Regions from separate parts of the Homo sapiens genome. Here regions 1, 3 and 4 are each linked to region 2. A link is a loop called in an ENCODE intact Hi-C map of the cell type or tissue named here. Cell type or tissue: heart right ventricle. All regions are shown on one strand.

Region 1 (4,000 bases), 430 kb after region 2:
CAGAGGTATGGAGGTGGCTTTTATTCAACCCAGGTAACATTTCTTTGTCTTGTTTCATCTCCCTGTAGACATTTTTATTTTCTCCCCCACCACACTCATCTGGCCTCCATGCCTTTGTCCACCAAATGAGCATGCAATAGATATGAATAATGCCTAGAATTGAAGGACCCCTACAGGTTATCTGCGTCAACACTCTTATTATACAGAAGAGGAAATTAGCCCAGGGAGTTTTACTCAGGGAATTCATGGCAGAGCCAGAATCAGAACTCATGTCTCCTGACTTTAAGCCCAGTACTTCCTTCATGATTCTAAATCACCATGAAAGGCTAGTAAGGTTATTGGCAATTATATCATATCCTATGTAATAAATAGTGGTTGCCATGTAGACAAAGGTACTGATGCTCCTTCTCCACAACGAAATAAATAAAAAGTGGGAGAAATACTGATTGTTACATGTTAATCTATCTAGCTATTTAATGTAAACTCATTTGAGTATGTATTTTTATTACAACTAATTATTATGTAGTCGTATAATACATGTTTATATTCAAAGTTTAGATCGAATGTTAATATCTTCCCTGTTGCCTGGATGTTTAGATAATGATGGAGTGTGTATATTTATATATATGTAATTTAGATGTAGAGAGGGCCTTCAGTATTAATTTACTGACCATGTAATGTGTTTTATTTTGGGTACAATTATAGGGTTAGCAGAAAAGACTGCCCTATTGATTAGCATTTGCCGCCACAGATATAGGCAGAGGGAATGGCCACATTGTTTAACATCTCTGATCTAGTCATGTTTCTCAGTTTTATAGATGAGAAAGATGAGGTCCAGAAAGATAAAGTTTATTCATTTATTCCTTCAACAAATATTTATGTACCTGCTAAATGCAATGGACATTGCCTTAGTCCATTGTGTGTTGCTGTAACAGAAAAAACGACACACTGGATAATTTACAATGGACAGAAATTTATTACCTCATGGTTCTGGGTCCTAGGAAGTCCAAGATCAGGGGGGCTGCACCTGGTGAAGGCATTCTTGTTGCATTATTCCATGGTGGAAGGGCAAAGAGAAGGCAGAGTGGAGGGTTGGTGGGAGTGGAGTATAAACTCATCTTTTTATAACAAATTCACTTCTATAATAAGCAGCATTAATCCATTTATGAAAGTGGTACGCCCCATGACCCAAACACCTCCCATTAGGCCTCACCTCCTAACACTGCCACATTGGGGACCAAGCTTTCCAACACATGAACTTTGGGGGACACATTCAAACCACAGCAGGCACCAAGAAAAATATATTACCTACTTGCCTCACAAATCTTATATTGCAGTGGGGTAGGCCAACAATAAACTATAAATAAAAGCATTACAAATTGAGATGAATGCTAGAAAGGGCAAAAAGGGAACCTTAAAACAGAGAATAACGGGAAAGGGGAGTTTATGGCCTTGTTGTGGAGATACTTAAGGTCAGACTAAAGGATGAGGAAGAGATAATTGTTCAAAGACTCAGATGAATTCTGCAAACAGTGACTTGCCTGAGGTTACATTTGCAGAATATATAGAGGACCCAGATCTGAGGCCACACTTCCTTCCTGTCCCTGCTAACAGCATCTTTATTGAGGAGGGAGAGACCTTTCTTCCACCTCCACAATGGGGCTCTTAACCAGTCTTACTGAGTCAGCTGGAGTTTCATCTCCAGACAATGCTGCCCTACCCTCTCATAAAAAGGGCATTTGTAAATAGGGAGTACATAAATAAACTAAACATATTTTTGTGCCTTGCTGATTGCTGACAGGACACAATCAATGCCATTGAGGGCCTGACGGAATATTCACTCCTGGTTAAACAACTCCGCTTGAGTATGGACATCGATGTTTCTTACAAGCATAAAGGTGCCTTACATAATTATAAAATGACAGACAAGAATTTCCTTGGGAGGCCAGTAGAGGTAAATGAAGAACTTTCTGTAGTATTTTACAATTGGCTGAGACCATTGAAATCATCTGTTCCACTCTTTATTTTATAAATCTATCTCTTCACTACTTAAACATATATTGAGTGTCAGCTATGTCCTAAACAGGGATGCCTGCTATATCCTGGGCACTGAGGATTCAAAAATAAAACACAAACAATCAGCGTAGTGCAGGGAGATTGTCATTTAAGCAGATAGTGAAAAATAAGAGTCTTGATAGGTACATGGAAGTACAGAGGGGCCCTCCTGATCCTGGCTGAAAGATGGAGGGAGTTTGTCAGATGTGTCCAGATGTGTGGGTTAAATCTGAAAAAATCAGAATGAGTTAGCCAAGTGAAGAAAAAGGAAGAACATTCCAGACATAGATAACAGCGCACAGAGCAGTACAGTGAGCGTAGGAGGGAAGGCATGTCTGGGAGGCTGCTGGTGGTCCCTTCTGGCCCTGGTCATACATGCAGACTGTGGCCAGGTTGGAGTTGGCCTTTAGGGTCCCCAGCTCCTTGCCCCATGTCCTTTGCTACTGCTGGATTTTTAAAGGTGGTAACTTTGATGGCTTATGAAAATTTCACAAAGAACAAGACATGTTGGAAAAACTGGGTTCTATATTAATATTAGCTGCCCACATATAGCTGCTGATACATATTTTTCTAATTACTGTGTTTGCATTATTTTAAAGTATATTTAAATGTACAGTAATTGGAAATAATCCTCATTGTTGACATCCTTCACAAATTGGTGTTTGTTAAAAGTAAACAAGCATGAGAAATAATTTTTTTTTTTTGAGATGGAGTTTCGCTCTTGTTGCCCAGGCTGGAGTGCAATGGCGCAACCTCGGCTCACTGCAACCTCCTGGGTTCAAGCAATTCTCCTGCCTCAGCCTCCAAAGCAGGCGGGATTATAGGCGCCTGCCACCACACCTGGCTCATTTTTTGTATTTTTGGTAGATATGGGGTTTCACCATTTGGCCAGGCTGGTCTCAAACTCCTGACCTCTGGTGATCCACCCACCTTGGCCTCCCAAAGTGCTGGGATTACAGGTGTGAGCCACCATGCCCAGCAGAGAAATAAAATTTAATGCAAAAATTGCAAACTGGTGGCCCATACTGAAAAAAAAGAATATGGATATAAACATAGACATAGATATATGCCAACATTTAAGGATCCAGATATTTCAAATAAAAACCTGATTCCCAACTTCCCTTGATAAACCAAAAGACCTGAAAGCAAAGCACCAGGCATTGGCATGGCTTCTACAATTTACTGCAGTCCCCACCAGTCACAGGACGTATGCATGTGCATTTATGTTCATACCTGCTTTGTGCCCGGGCCTCTGCAGGCATTTGTGCTTGTGGTCCCTAGTTTGGGAATATGTCTCCTTTCCCTGGGATCATTTAGAGTTCACCGGAGATTCATGTTCTGAGTCTAAGCTCTAAGAAGGATCTCTTGACCTTCCAGCTACCTGAGGTAGCTGAAATTATTCTTCTCTATAGGGATAATGCTGTAAGAGGCCTCTTGTCATCCTAACAAAATTTAAACCCCAGCCCAGGATGCTGCTTCCATGTAAAACCTGGGCTGTTATTATCCAGTGTGGAATTTTCTACTCCAGCATTTCCTGAAATGTGTTCCATGAAAGAGTGTTAGGTGGTTGAGTGTGCATTAATTAAGTTAAACAAATTAATTTAAATTAAGTTAAACAAGTTCTTTAATCCAGAATTCCCCTGTTCTGTAACATGTATGTGATTAAGTGTGGTGACTCTGGGTGTGAAAAGGGGCAGAGGCAGGGCACAGTGCACAGCATTTCCCAAACTTATTTGTCATGCATGCTTTTCACATGCAGTATCTCAAGACACCTGTTTTCCAACAAATGCTGCTATATTCTATCAGGGAGAACAAGAATGTTGACCTACTTTCCTACATTTACTAAAATTTGAAGGAAGGATTGAGAAACTTTAACATATGCCCAATCCATCTTGCATTATTGTGCTAAGCAAAGGAAAGGGGAGGCTTGGAGTAAAGGAAGTGC
Region 2 (4,000 bases):
CCAGGAATGAAACCAACTTGATCATGATGAATTAACTTTTTAATGTGCTTCGGATTCAGTTTGCTAGTATTTTGTTGAGGATTTTTGCACATACATTCATCAGAGATATTGGCCTGTAGCTTTCTTTTATCATTATGTCTTTGCCAGATTTTGGTATCAGGGTGATGCTGGCTTTATAGAATGAGTTGGAGAGGAGTCCTTCCTCCTCAAATTTTTTGAATAGTTTCAGTAGAATTGGTACCAGTTCTTCACCACATTAAGAGATTCAAGCAGAAAAAAAGTTACAGTATTTCTACATAGATGCAAAATTTCTAAAGCATTTGATAAAACTTAATATCCATTCAAGATTTTTAAACACTTAAGAAAAAAGAAATAGAATGAAAGTTCTTAATCTAATAAAAAGTATCTGTAGAAAACCAAAGAAAAGTAATGTTTTATGTCAAAAGCTTTTCCTGTAAAGTCAGGAACAATTAAAGGGTGCCTAATATCACCATTTCTATTCTGTGTTGTACTAGAGCTTCTAACTAGTACATGAAGGATAAGAAAAACAAATTAATGGTATAATTATCTACAAATGATAAATTGTATATGTAGGAAAAAGAGATTTATTTGAATTATAAGAGCATTTAGCAAAATCCCTAGATGAATAATCAATATGACAAAAGTAGTTACATTTCCAAACACCAGCCATAATTGTTAGCAAATGATTTTTTAAAGATGCCTTTTTAGCCTAAAAAAATCAAGTATCTACAAATAAGTGTACCAAAAGATATATAAGACTTTTATGTCTATTGAAAGACACTAAGGAAAACTGAAGTAAATCGTGATTGGAAGGCTCAATAGTATAAAAATATCAGTTCACTCTAAAATGATTTAATGATTCAGTTCAATCCCAATAAATATTCCCAGGAGGGTTTTTTTTTTTTTGACAGAATTTGACAGACTGATTTTAAACTTTATGGAAAATTTAAAGGCCAAGACTATCCAAAACATTCTTTTAAAAAATGAGGTGGGAGTTCTTGATGTACTAAATATTAACAATGATTATAAAGTAAAATGATAAAGACAATATGATATTGTCACAGAAATTGACAAATAAATCAATGGAGCATAACCAAGATAGGCAATGACTCACATATAAATGGACACTTCATATATAACAGTAACGGCACTGCAGAGTCCTAAAGAAAAAAAAATAATCTTTTCAGTAAATGGTGCTTTGAAAACAGAACATTCACATGGGAAAAAAATGAAATGTACTCTTTCATCAAAGTAAGCTTCCATGAGTTCAGGGTTCTTTCAGTTTTGTTCACAGCTGTAACCCCAATGCCTAGAAATGTAACTGCAATATAGAAGGTATACATACTCACTCAGTATTTGTGAAGTGAATGAATGAATGAATGAATGAACGAACGAACGAATAAATGACGACTTTGGAAACAGTTCTCAAGTTTTTAATTCATCTGTCTTCTTTTAAACATCTAACTAGGAAAAAAGTACATGAGAGTTACCAGTAGATGGCGCAACATAACAAAGAAAGTAATCAACACATTCTTTCCTTCTGAAAGGAATTGCTTCAAGAAAAGCCTGCTGATGTCACCTGTGCTGTAATAACTCATATTTCACTGACTTATACCCCACTGCACAGATGTTATTCTGTTCTGCTAAGTATTTTAGTTTTTCTTGTACCAGTACAGGTTACCAGTTCCTCCTTCTCCCTTTCCCCACCCTCTCCATCCCTTGGAACTCCCCCAACCTGTATTTAACTGAATCTCCCAATGTACTAAAGCCCTCAGGTTTCCAGAGCTGTGGGGTAGTCCACGGTGAGAAAGAATCTGTCCTCTCTGAGTTACACTCTGTTAAACGGGGTCACAGATTAGTGAAACAGTTCTTTCGTATTTTACTTCCAGCCTCCTTTCTCCGTGGGACCCCAGATTGGATCCATTGGGAGGTAGATTTGAATAGCAACTACCATGCATTATCAAGGATCACCATTTCTTTGCACCACTAAAGGCTCTCTTGCCAGGTCATGGTTATCCCAGAAGGTGTTTCAGTGCTTATGCCGATAAGCTCCTGTCACTAATCTGTCCGCCCATTCATATTAGGCTAGCATGACCAATTTGTCCTGGTTTGCTGGGGACTTTCACAGTTTTAGCATTGGAAGTCTCACATCCCAGGAAATCGAAATCCCTTAATCTTGGATAAACCAGAACAGCTGGTCACTCTACACTAGGCCCAGATCTCTCTGAACCCCACTCAAGCTCAAACCAGATTGTTTCATACAAGTATATAATTTTTAACCACATACATAAATTCCTGTTCTCTCTTCCCACTCCACATAGTCAGCCACCAAGTCTGTCAATTCCACTTCCTATGTATCATTTAAATTCATTTTCTCCTCTAATTCACACTACCTTACTTAGCTCATGTCTCATCATTTTATTCAGAATTACTAGGTAATCTTAAATAATAGCTCTACCCCTAGTATTGCTCATCTCAAATTCTCCCTCATGGAATATCTTTCATATCAATGTGATGTGATCACATCACAGTCCTGTAAAAAAAAAATCACTACTTTTCCCTCAGCATAGGATTTTGTCCACTTTCTTCATATGGTACATAAAGCTCCTTCCAGTATAGCCCTACCTAACATTTCCCGTTTTATCTCCCACCACTCCACTCTTCATACTCTTCACCCCTAGTGCTACTTACTACTCAACTGAACTAATTACTGCTTCCAGAACCCACAATGCCCATAGGCCTTTGCTTCCACTGATCTTATTTTCTAGAATGCCCTCTTGCTTTGCTATCTGGTAATTTACCTTTACTCATCAGAACCACCTAAATTGGGAAGGGAAGTTTGCCCAGACCAAGAGATGCTATGTAGACCAGAAAGAAATATTCAGACAGCCTACAGGAGGACACACATACATGTTTCTTACCATAATACAAGTCCAAAAAAGTTCCTACTTAACAAAATGTACTATTTTGTATACAACCACATATGAAGGGAAAACAACCAAAGTCACATCTGGCCGCTATATCAATAGGTAATGTTATGCAGTCTTTGTTTTCCAAGTTCAGGATTATTGTGCCAGTCCTCGGCCTCTTTAGATTTTGTAGGCAACACAAACCACAAGTGGATGCTCTGCTCTGATCCGGTTACACCAAGTAACTTGTAAGGCTGCTACTTCTGAATGGTGCCTGAAGCAAGAGAAGGCTCTACAGTGGGTCGAGGCAGTGTCATTCCAGTCTGTCTATCCAGTGGTGCTCCAAGTGTCTGTGGTAAGAGTGCTGCATGGCTCCTCACGCAAGCCTCAACAGGAAAATGACACAACACATAGCTAGCTAACAGAACCATACACTCCTCTGCCCCCTTAAAGAAGCAGCTCATAGCTCACTATTACGCCCTGGTAAAAACTGTTTAACCATGGAATTCCTATTACATGACCTAACAATTACATGACATAACTTGCCCATTATGAACAAGACCTAGCTATAATAATGTGCAGCAGCAATCCATTATCAAATAGACATAGTATGTACAAGATCAGACTCAAGCAAGCTCAGAGCACAAGCAAGTTACACGAGCAGGTGGCCCAGACCCCCACAGCACTTACTTCTGATGCCTTTTGGCCTCTCCCTCAACCAGCACTTGTGGTTTCATGGGGAGCTCCTTATGGCCTGTTGAAAGAGGGGGAAAATACACTTGGGCCTTATCCCTGTCAAAATACCAATGACATTCTTCATAAAAACAAAAAAATCCTAAAATTTATACAGGACCACGAAAGATCTTGAATAGCCAAGGCAAACCCAAGCCAGAAAACAAAGCTGGAGGCATCATACTACCTGACTTCAAAATATACCACAAAGCCATAGTAATCAAAACAGCATGGCACTGACATAAAAACAGACACATAGACCAATGAGACAGAATAGAGAACCCAGAAATTAATCTATGTATCTACAGCCAACTGATTTTTGGCAAAGGGACCAAGAA
Region 3 (4,000 bases), 190 kb after region 2:
TTATAATTAATTTTCCAATAAATTAACATAACCATGTTAATTCTATTGGTTGATTTACATGTACATTATAAATATTAGTAAATTGGAGAGCTCTTAAAATCTTCAGGTTTTTTTTTTTTTGAAACAGAGTCTTACTCTGTCACTCAGGCTGGAGTGCAGTGGCGCGATCTTGGCTCACTGCAACCTCTGCCTCCTGAGTTCAAGCAATTCTTCTGCCTCAGCCTCTCAAGTAGCTGGGATTATAGGCACTCGCCGCCACACCTGGCTAATTTTGGTATTTTTAGTAGAGATGGGGTTTTACCATGTTGGCCAGGCTGGTCTCGAACTCCTGACCTCAGGTGATCCACCCACCTCGGCCTCCCAAAGTGCTGGGATTATAAGTGTGAGCCACCAATCCGGCCAATTTTCAGGTGTTTTAGAGATCTTTTAACCAATGTTACGGGTTGAATTGTGTCGCCCCACAAAAAGAAAAAAAAATGATATGTTGAAATTCTAACCCCTGGTACCTTTGAATCTGATCTTTTTTGGAAATGAGGTCTTTGCAAATGCAACTTAGATGGAAATTAAGATGGGTCATATATGAGTGTGGGGGGGGGGGTCCTTAATTCAATATGACTGGTGCCCTTAGAAGAAGAGGAGAAGAGATACAAACACAGGGAGAAGACAGCCATATGACAATGACAGGTACAGCCTGGAGTGATGCAGCCAGAATCCAAGAACAACAAGGATTGCCGGCTACCACCAGAAGTTGGGCAAGGGCAAGGAAGGATTTACTCAGTCTCAGAGGGAGCACAGCTGTGCTGACACCTTGATTTTGGACTTCCAGCCTCCAGAACTGTGAGAGAACACATTTTTGTTATTGCAAGCCACCCAGTTCATGGTACTTTTATTATAGCAGCCCTAGGAAGCTCATACAACAAGGAGCCTATATTCCGACCTAACCAGTGGCTGCAGCCCAGTAAGGTACTTCCAGGAGGTACATCTCCAGCCAGATGGCATCGCTCATCCATCTAAGGCATAGATGCTACAACAGAGGTCCAGAAGAGAAAAGATAAGAACTTAACTAATGCAGTAGCTCCTGGGGTCTCAAACTGGGTTAGCTCGTGAGACCTTGGACAAGAGCTCCGTAGGAATATGACATAGGATAACTCAGGAGAAATGATGTGTTCCTGGGAATGCTATCTGCTAAGTCTTTGGAATTGGTAGGAATGCAGGCTTATCCCTCTTTGTTCTTAGAAACAGTCATTCCTTACTTCATGAAAGAGGATAAACTAGTATTTATTATTAATATATTTTGTACACTACCATGAACCAGGCCTTGTTTTGTGGGTTTTATTATATATGTTGTGCCATGTAATCCTCCCACAATGCTTTGAAAATTCTCCACTTTATAGACAAGAACACTGAGACTCAGAAAGATTATGGAACCTAGATTTTAAAATGTAGAACTAACATCTACCCTTTGGTTTCTGGCTTATGGAAGAAGAAGAAAAGGAAGAAGAGGAAGAAGAAGAGGAAGAGGAAGAAGGAGGAGGAGAGAAAGAGAGAAAAAGAAGGAAAGAGAGAGAAGGAAGGAGAAAGAAGGAAGAAAGAAGAAGAGGAAGGAAGGAAGGAAGGAAGGAAAGAAAGGAGGAGGAGAGAAGGGAGAAAAAAAGAACTAGCATTTTCTCAATGCCTTCTAGGTGCCTGAGCTGGCATTTTAGGCATGCACTCGTTGAATCTTCACGAAACCCTGTGAGGTAGGTGCTTTTATGATCCCCATAGTATGCCCTGCACCATTCAGATAAGGAGACTGAGACTGAACAGGTCAAGTAATTGCTGAAGCTGGATGAGGGATACAGCAGTCTGTGCTTTTGTCTGGATCTAAAGTCCTTGCTCTAAAAGAAGGTACGAGCTCGTCGGTTGAAAGGGCTTTTAATCTTTTCATTCATTCATTCATTGATGAATGCTCTTTATCGTTTTATGGATTTTGGAAAGAAGGCAGCTGGGTGTAGCTGAGAGGACCCCAGCCCATGTGCTGAGAGACTTGGGCTCTGGTCTAGCCTGAGCCTCAGTGTCCCCATCCATGACATGTGGGGGCTCTAAGGGCTGATCTCAAAGGCCCCTTCTTGTGCCAAGAGTCTATGATTTTGTGATTCCCCAGCCTTGGGAAGAAGTCACCAATTAATATTAATACAACAGCTCACAATGCTAATTTGCCAAGATCTCAGCTGACGGCAGAGTCAGGATTTTAATCCAAGCCCACCTGACTGCAAACTTCTTCACTTTCTTCTGGCTTGGAAAAACAGAGGAACTAACAAAGAGACTGAGGAAACAATGCTGCCAAACCAGGTGTGCCTGAGCAACACAAATGGGAGCAGTAGCCACAGGCTGGGAGTTCTGGCAGTCAAGAGGGCCTGGCATGGGCCTGCTGCGCCCTCTGGTGGAGCACGCCTGATTCGGCTCCTCTGGATTTGTCGTTTTGATACCAGAATAGACGAAGGGATACAGGAAGCCGGAAGTGGTTTTCCCCATAGTTTTTGGAAGCCAGTGACCCCAGCTATTGTCCTAAAATGTAGACTGCTTGGAGCCATTTGTCACTCCTCCGTGAAGCCCAGCTGCCCTGGGTTTATTTATTGATGAGACTAATTATATTTTGTTTCTGATTTTATAACTTGTAGATACTTAGGCCGGGTATCGAGCAGTGAACCCACCAGAAATGGTACCTTTCCCACTCAGCTCAGGGTGAGGAAAGGCAGACATTAAACCTGTAAAATTCAAAATAAATATATGGGCAGGAAGAAATTCTCCTTCCTTCACGCTGCCTTTTCTCCTTAGCTTTCCCTCCAATCTCTGGACGGGAAAAAGATCTTTGTCAAGAGCAAGAGCCAGGTGCAGTGGCTCATGCCTGTGATCCCAGCACTTTGGGAGGCCGAGGTGGGTGGATTACTTGAGGTCAGAAGTTTGAGACCAGCCTGGCCAACATGGCGAAACCCCTACTCTACTAAAAAAAATATACAAAAATTAGCCAGGCGTGGTGGTGCGCACCTGTAGTCCCAGCTGCTCGGGAGTCTGAGGCAGGAGAATTGCTTGAATCAGGGAGTAGGAGGTTGCAGTGAGTAGAGATCACACCACTGCACTCCATCCTGGGCAACAGAGCAAGACTCCATCTCAGAAAAAAAAAAAAAAGGCCAAGGAGTGAGACCAAAAGACTTTCAAACATAAAAAATGCTTTAAAATTATGTCTAGCTTAATTTGTCGCAGATACCATGCTCTGGGGATTCTAAAATAATTTCTAATCTGTACTGAAGCAATGCCCAGAGTCAACCTTGAAGGCTGTATTGTAAGCCTCCTCCAGGAGGGCACTGACTCCCTGGCAGGGAGAGAAGAGGGTGGGAAATGATAGAGGGCTACGGTGAAGTGGGATTTTACACACATTTATAACCTTCACGACAATCCAATAAACTAGGGACCACCATACCTATTTTACAGATGAGGAAACTGAGGCCCAGAGAGATTAAGATGCTTGCCCAAGTCTCAGAGCTAATAAACTGCAGAGTTGGAATTTAAATCTTGGAGAAACAACTGATAAGGATTAGAGAGTCTGGTTTCCAGTGTGAGCTCTGAAAACGCTTGCTTGTATAGCTGCTGGGATATCTGTTTTGTTATGTTTTTTTATCGCATTATGAGGGCTCAGTTAAAAGGCATCCATAGTCTCTTCCCCATCGGCCCATATAAGGGACTCTACAGAAAAACGGGAAGGTGGTCACTGAAGGGCTTCAGTGGACAGGAGGAGACAGGAGCCCAGGTTTGAGCTCAATCATTAGTCATTGATGAATGAATGCATGGTTAACCCAGCGGCCTCTCCTTAATCTCACAGCTTCACCAGTAAGCAAATACAGAGTATCAGAGCCCTCAGAGATTCCCTTATCCAGCTGTTTTTAAAGTTTTTGAACAGAAGTCCAATTCATAAAGCCCTTCAAAAAATATATTTTTTTGCTATGGGTTTTTTCTTTTGGTG
Region 4 (4,000 bases), 80 kb after region 2:
ATAGTGAAACCCCGTCTTTACTAAAAATACAAAAAATTAGCCAGGCATGGTGGTGGGTGCCTGTAATCCCAGCTACTAGAGAGGCTGAGGCAGGAGAATTGCTTGAACTTGGGAGGCAGAGGTTGCAGTGAGCGAGACCGCACCACTGCACTCCAGCCTAGGCAACAAGAGAAAAACTCTGTCTCAAAATAAATAAATAAATAAATAAATAAACAAATATAAATTTAAAAAAATTTTGGCTTGAAAAATATGTGTGGGAGGATAAACCCTAGTGTGCCTAGTACTTGTCATGGATTTGTGGGAGATGTTCTGTTTGTTTCTCCACATTCACTATATCCTACAATAGATGTATAATCATTTGGTAAGAAGAGTTTCAAAGTTGTTTGGAGAAATAAGCAAATGGTGTTGCCCTGTGGACAAAAGCCTCTCCCAGCAGGGAGTGGTGGTCCCACCTCAGGCCCTCACACCCTCAGTTTGTCTTCAGCCCTGCTCAGGGCCCAGCCAGTACCCCCACGACACACACCAATGGCCCCAGAACCTCACCAGTTATAGATTATCTGCCCCTGGCGGCCACCATGGCGGTAGTTGTACAGAATGATGTAGCTGTCGCCTCCATAGAACTGTCCATATGTGGCAGGGTCCACGGGCACCTTGTTGGAACCTTCGATTCTCCAGATCTGCAGGAGCAAAGCTGGAGTCAGATGCTGTGCAGCACCCCCACCCCCCAGCTCAGGCAAGCCAGGAAACCGCAGTGTGGTAGGTTGTGGTTAGGCCATGGGATGAACTTTTAATCACTTGGGCTCGGACTGGAGTTAAATGGTTTGCCCAACTCACAGAGCCACTAGAAGGCAGGGCTGGGACTCTGGGTCAGGGTTCCTGCCTGGGCTCCTCATACCATGCCCTGCCCCAGCCCGTCTGTCCTTCGCTGAGGATCGTCAAGGCAGCTCCAAAGGAATGCAGTACAGTGAGGGGAGGAGCCAGACACAGACCCCAAATCAGGCCCCTCATCCCCTTCCGGGCCATGAGACCTCAGACAACTGGCTTAACCACTCTTAGCCTCAGTTTTCCCATCTGAAAAATGGGGATAATCATAGTACCTACCTCAAAGTACTGTGAGGCTCAAACGAGATTACTCGTGAAAGTCTAGCACAGGGCCCGGCACAAAGGGACTGCTCTGTAGGTGGCAGCTGCTCTTATTGTCATAATTATTATTATTATCTTACTAATATCACCATTACCTCTATTGTTACTGAGCTGCCTGGATTCTTTCTTTTTTTCTTTTTTTTTTTTTTGTTTTTTGAGACGAGGTTTCACTCTTGTTGCCCAGGCTAGAATGCAATGACGCAATCTCGGCTCACTGCAACATCTGCCTCCCGGGTTCAATCAATTTTTCTGTCTCAGCCTCCCGAGTAGCTGGGATTACAGGTGCCTGCCACCATGGCCAGCTAAGTTTTGTATTTTTAGTAGAGACGGGGTTTCACCATGTTGGCCAGGCTGGTCTCGAACTCCTGACCTCAGGTGATCCACCCGCCTCGGCCACCCAAAGTGCTGGGATTACAGGCGTGAGCCACTGTGCTGGGCCTGCCAGGAATTTCATAGGTCACCTGCAGAGGCAGGGACACCACGAGGCAACCTCAGTGTGACCCCTGCTGGCAGGTCTCCGCAGCGTTCTGGTGACACTGCTTTTTCCAAGTGGTCACGAGGCCCGGCAGCGCCACCTGGTGGAGCTATGGAGACACGGAGTCGTCCAAGTCCTGGGAAACAGAATCCTAGAATCTCTGGATTTTGAACATTCTTGAAGGTGATGGAGTGGGATGAAACCCCACTTTACAAGTGAGAAAGTGAAGCTCAAAGAGGTTATGTAACTTGCCCAAAGTCTCACAGTCAGGCTGCCAGGGGTCTTACCACACCGCCCCACCCGAAATATTTTCATTGCATTCTCCCTAGCCACTGAAGCAACAAATGAATGCTAGCACCAAACCAAAAACAATAATATATAAAAATGAACACTTTGTTATTCCTATCATTAGGAACGGAGTCAAGTTTGCCTGAGGCGGATTCTACCTCCTAAACACCTCTGAACCCCACACCCCTCTTCCCCTTCTCCACTGTGACCTTCTTAGTCTCAAGGTCATCATCTTTCCCCTACAGTATTAGAACAAGCTCCTTATAAGCTCTCTACCTTCATTTTCCTGCCTCCAATCCATTTTCTTAGTTTTCTTTTTATTTTTCTTTTATTTATTTTTTAACTGATTTTTTTCTTCTAATGATATCCTGGAGTCATATTCCAACCCATTTTCACAGTGAGTTTCTAAAGCAGGTGGCCGGGCGCAGTGGCTCATGCCTGTAATTCCAACACTTTGGGGGGCCGAGGCAGGAGGATTGCTTGAGCCCAGGAGTTTGAAATTAGCCCGGGCAACATAGCGAGACCCTGTCTCTATTAAAAAAAAAAAAAAAGATAAAGCATAAATCTGAGCCTGTTGCATGTCTGATTTAATAAAAAGAAAAACCCCTCACTAGCACCCACTGGTTAGAGGATCAAGTCTACACCCTTGAAATTGGCATTCAAGGCCCCTCCCTGGGGATGCCATCAGCACTAGCCCCCTGGGATAGCTCCCTCCTTTCCGAACATAGCGAGTCCCTCCTGGAATGCCCATCACTCTCCGCTCTTCCTCTCCGGCAGCAAAGCTCTACTCCTCCTCTGAGACCCAACCCAAAGGTTCCCATCTCTGTGCAGGCTGCCCTGACCAACCACCCCCACTGCTTCCTGTGTCTGCACAATCCCCTGTGCTCCCTCCCATCTTCCACTGATCACACAGGTCTGTGGCTATGGTCAACTCCCCTCCCAGACCAGGCACTCCTCGGGGCAAGGTGGGGCCAAGACACTTGGCTCAGGGCCTGATACACAGGGTGCATTGGCTGTAAAAACTAAGTAACACCAAAGAATCTCAGCTACCAAAGTTGTGCAAACCTCAGAGAGAAACCTCCTTGGGGAAGCAAGAGGCAGTGCATGGGGAAAGTGAGGGAGGGGCCTGGACACACCCACCCCACGCCCTAAACGTACCTGTTTCTGGCCTGTGCCATCGTCATCCATGCCGTGCTGGGCGGCCATGGCAGTGGAGGTGTGCAGGGTGGCGGCGTCGAAGGGCACCCGCTCCACGTTGGCGATATGGCTGGAAAGGTAGGACAAGCCCAGGCCATCTGTCTGGTCTGGGTCCCGCCAGTTCTTGAAGAACTGCTTGAACAGTGGGGTCTCACCGCCCTCAGGAAGGACCGAGACCTGGGGAGGGGAGGCAGAGGAGCAGGATGTGGCTGGGCTGCCCAGCAGGGGTCCCCAGGGGAGCCTCAGATACCCCATCCACACTGAGGGTGGGACACCCGCCCTACTCCAGCCCATCCCCTCCAAACAGGACCCACCCCTTCCCATCCTACCTGGCCTCCAAGACTCACCTGAGTCTGCTTGGGGTAGTCCATCTTGGTGATGAAGTCAGAGGCTGTTTTGAGGGCAGCCTTCCTCTCCTCCGTGTTTGCCTGCTTGCCTGTTGGCAGCCAGAGGAAGTGATGGAGGGTTAGAGGCCCGGGATCCTGCTGCATCCTGACCTTTAACAGTCCAGGAGAAGGAGCTGCCAAACTTCCCTCCCTACTCTTCTTAGACTGTGGACAGCCAAGGCCAGAGACCCCCAGAGCCGACCACTCACTAGAGCTCCTGGTGTCCAGCCTGGGGCTGGCCAGTGACACCAATCACAACACTACTGTGGTCCATTTAGTGAGCATGTATTTTGTGCTTAGAACTATGCATAGATTATTTAATTCACAGAATAGTCTTAAGTAATAAAAAAAGTTGTTATCTTTTTCTGAGTATCTATAAGGAAGCTAGGGTCTTAGAGAGATTAAATTACTTGACCTAGGTTACTCAGTGAGTGAGAAGCTGCCACCCTGAGGGCATTCCCGTGCCAAGGAGCTCCTGGCCAGCCAGTGCTGGGCCTCAGTCCCAGCCTTC

What was found. Peaks named below come from ENCODE experiments on the same cell type or tissue, not always from the same donor. Only the 100,000 strongest peaks of a DNase experiment are listed, where the experiment ranks them.
Region 1: a loop joins it to region 2, with 6 times the contacts of the local background. A loop is called at or near these places in 29 of 110 quality-filtered maps.
Region 3: it touches region 2 in a loop (7-fold over the local background); 103 of 110 quality-filtered maps call a loop at or near these places.
Region 4: a loop joins it to region 2, with 4 times the contacts of the local background. A loop is called at or near these places in 82 of 110 quality-filtered maps.

The regions. Positions count from the first base shown.
Region 1 is chr9:120,972,733-120,976,732 of GRCh38, reverse strand. It overlaps C5 (complement C5), which reads left to right. Exons shown (of 41, transcript NM_001735.3): 29 at 1-33; 30 at 1,802-1,954. Among named protein-coding and RNA genes, the nearest start is that of C5-OT1, 22 kb to the right of the region's middle. In heart right ventricle, no CTCF peak of the experiment used is centred here; a DNase peak (open chromatin) is centred at 2,399.
Region 2 is chr9:121,397,847-121,401,846 of GRCh38, reverse strand. The region is part of intron 3 of LOC102723324 (a long non-coding RNA gene); the gene reads right to left. Among named protein-coding and RNA genes, the nearest start is that of STOM, 30 kb to the right of the region's middle. In heart right ventricle, CTCF peaks have their summits at 1,307 and 1,512 (motif pointing right); no DNase peak of the experiment used is centred here.
Region 3 is chr9:121,211,814-121,215,813 of GRCh38, reverse strand. It overlaps a transcript of GSN not described here. Among named protein-coding and RNA genes, the nearest start is that of RAB14, 12 kb to the right of the region's middle. In heart right ventricle, a CTCF peak has its summit at 2,420 (motif pointing left); a DNase peak (open chromatin) is centred at 2,413; H3K27ac peaks cover 1,267 bases.
Region 4 is chr9:121,317,945-121,321,944 of GRCh38, reverse strand. GSN (gelsolin) reads right to left here. Exons shown (of 18, transcript NM_198252.3): 9 at 3,451-3,539; 10 at 3,065-3,280; 11 at 544-677. Among named protein-coding and RNA genes, the nearest start is that of GSN-AS1, 34 kb to the right of the region's middle. In heart right ventricle, CTCF peaks have their summits at 1,699 (motif pointing left) and 3,956; DNase peaks (open chromatin) are centred at 754, 1,684, 2,884, 3,514 and 1 weaker place; H3K27ac peaks cover 4,000 bases.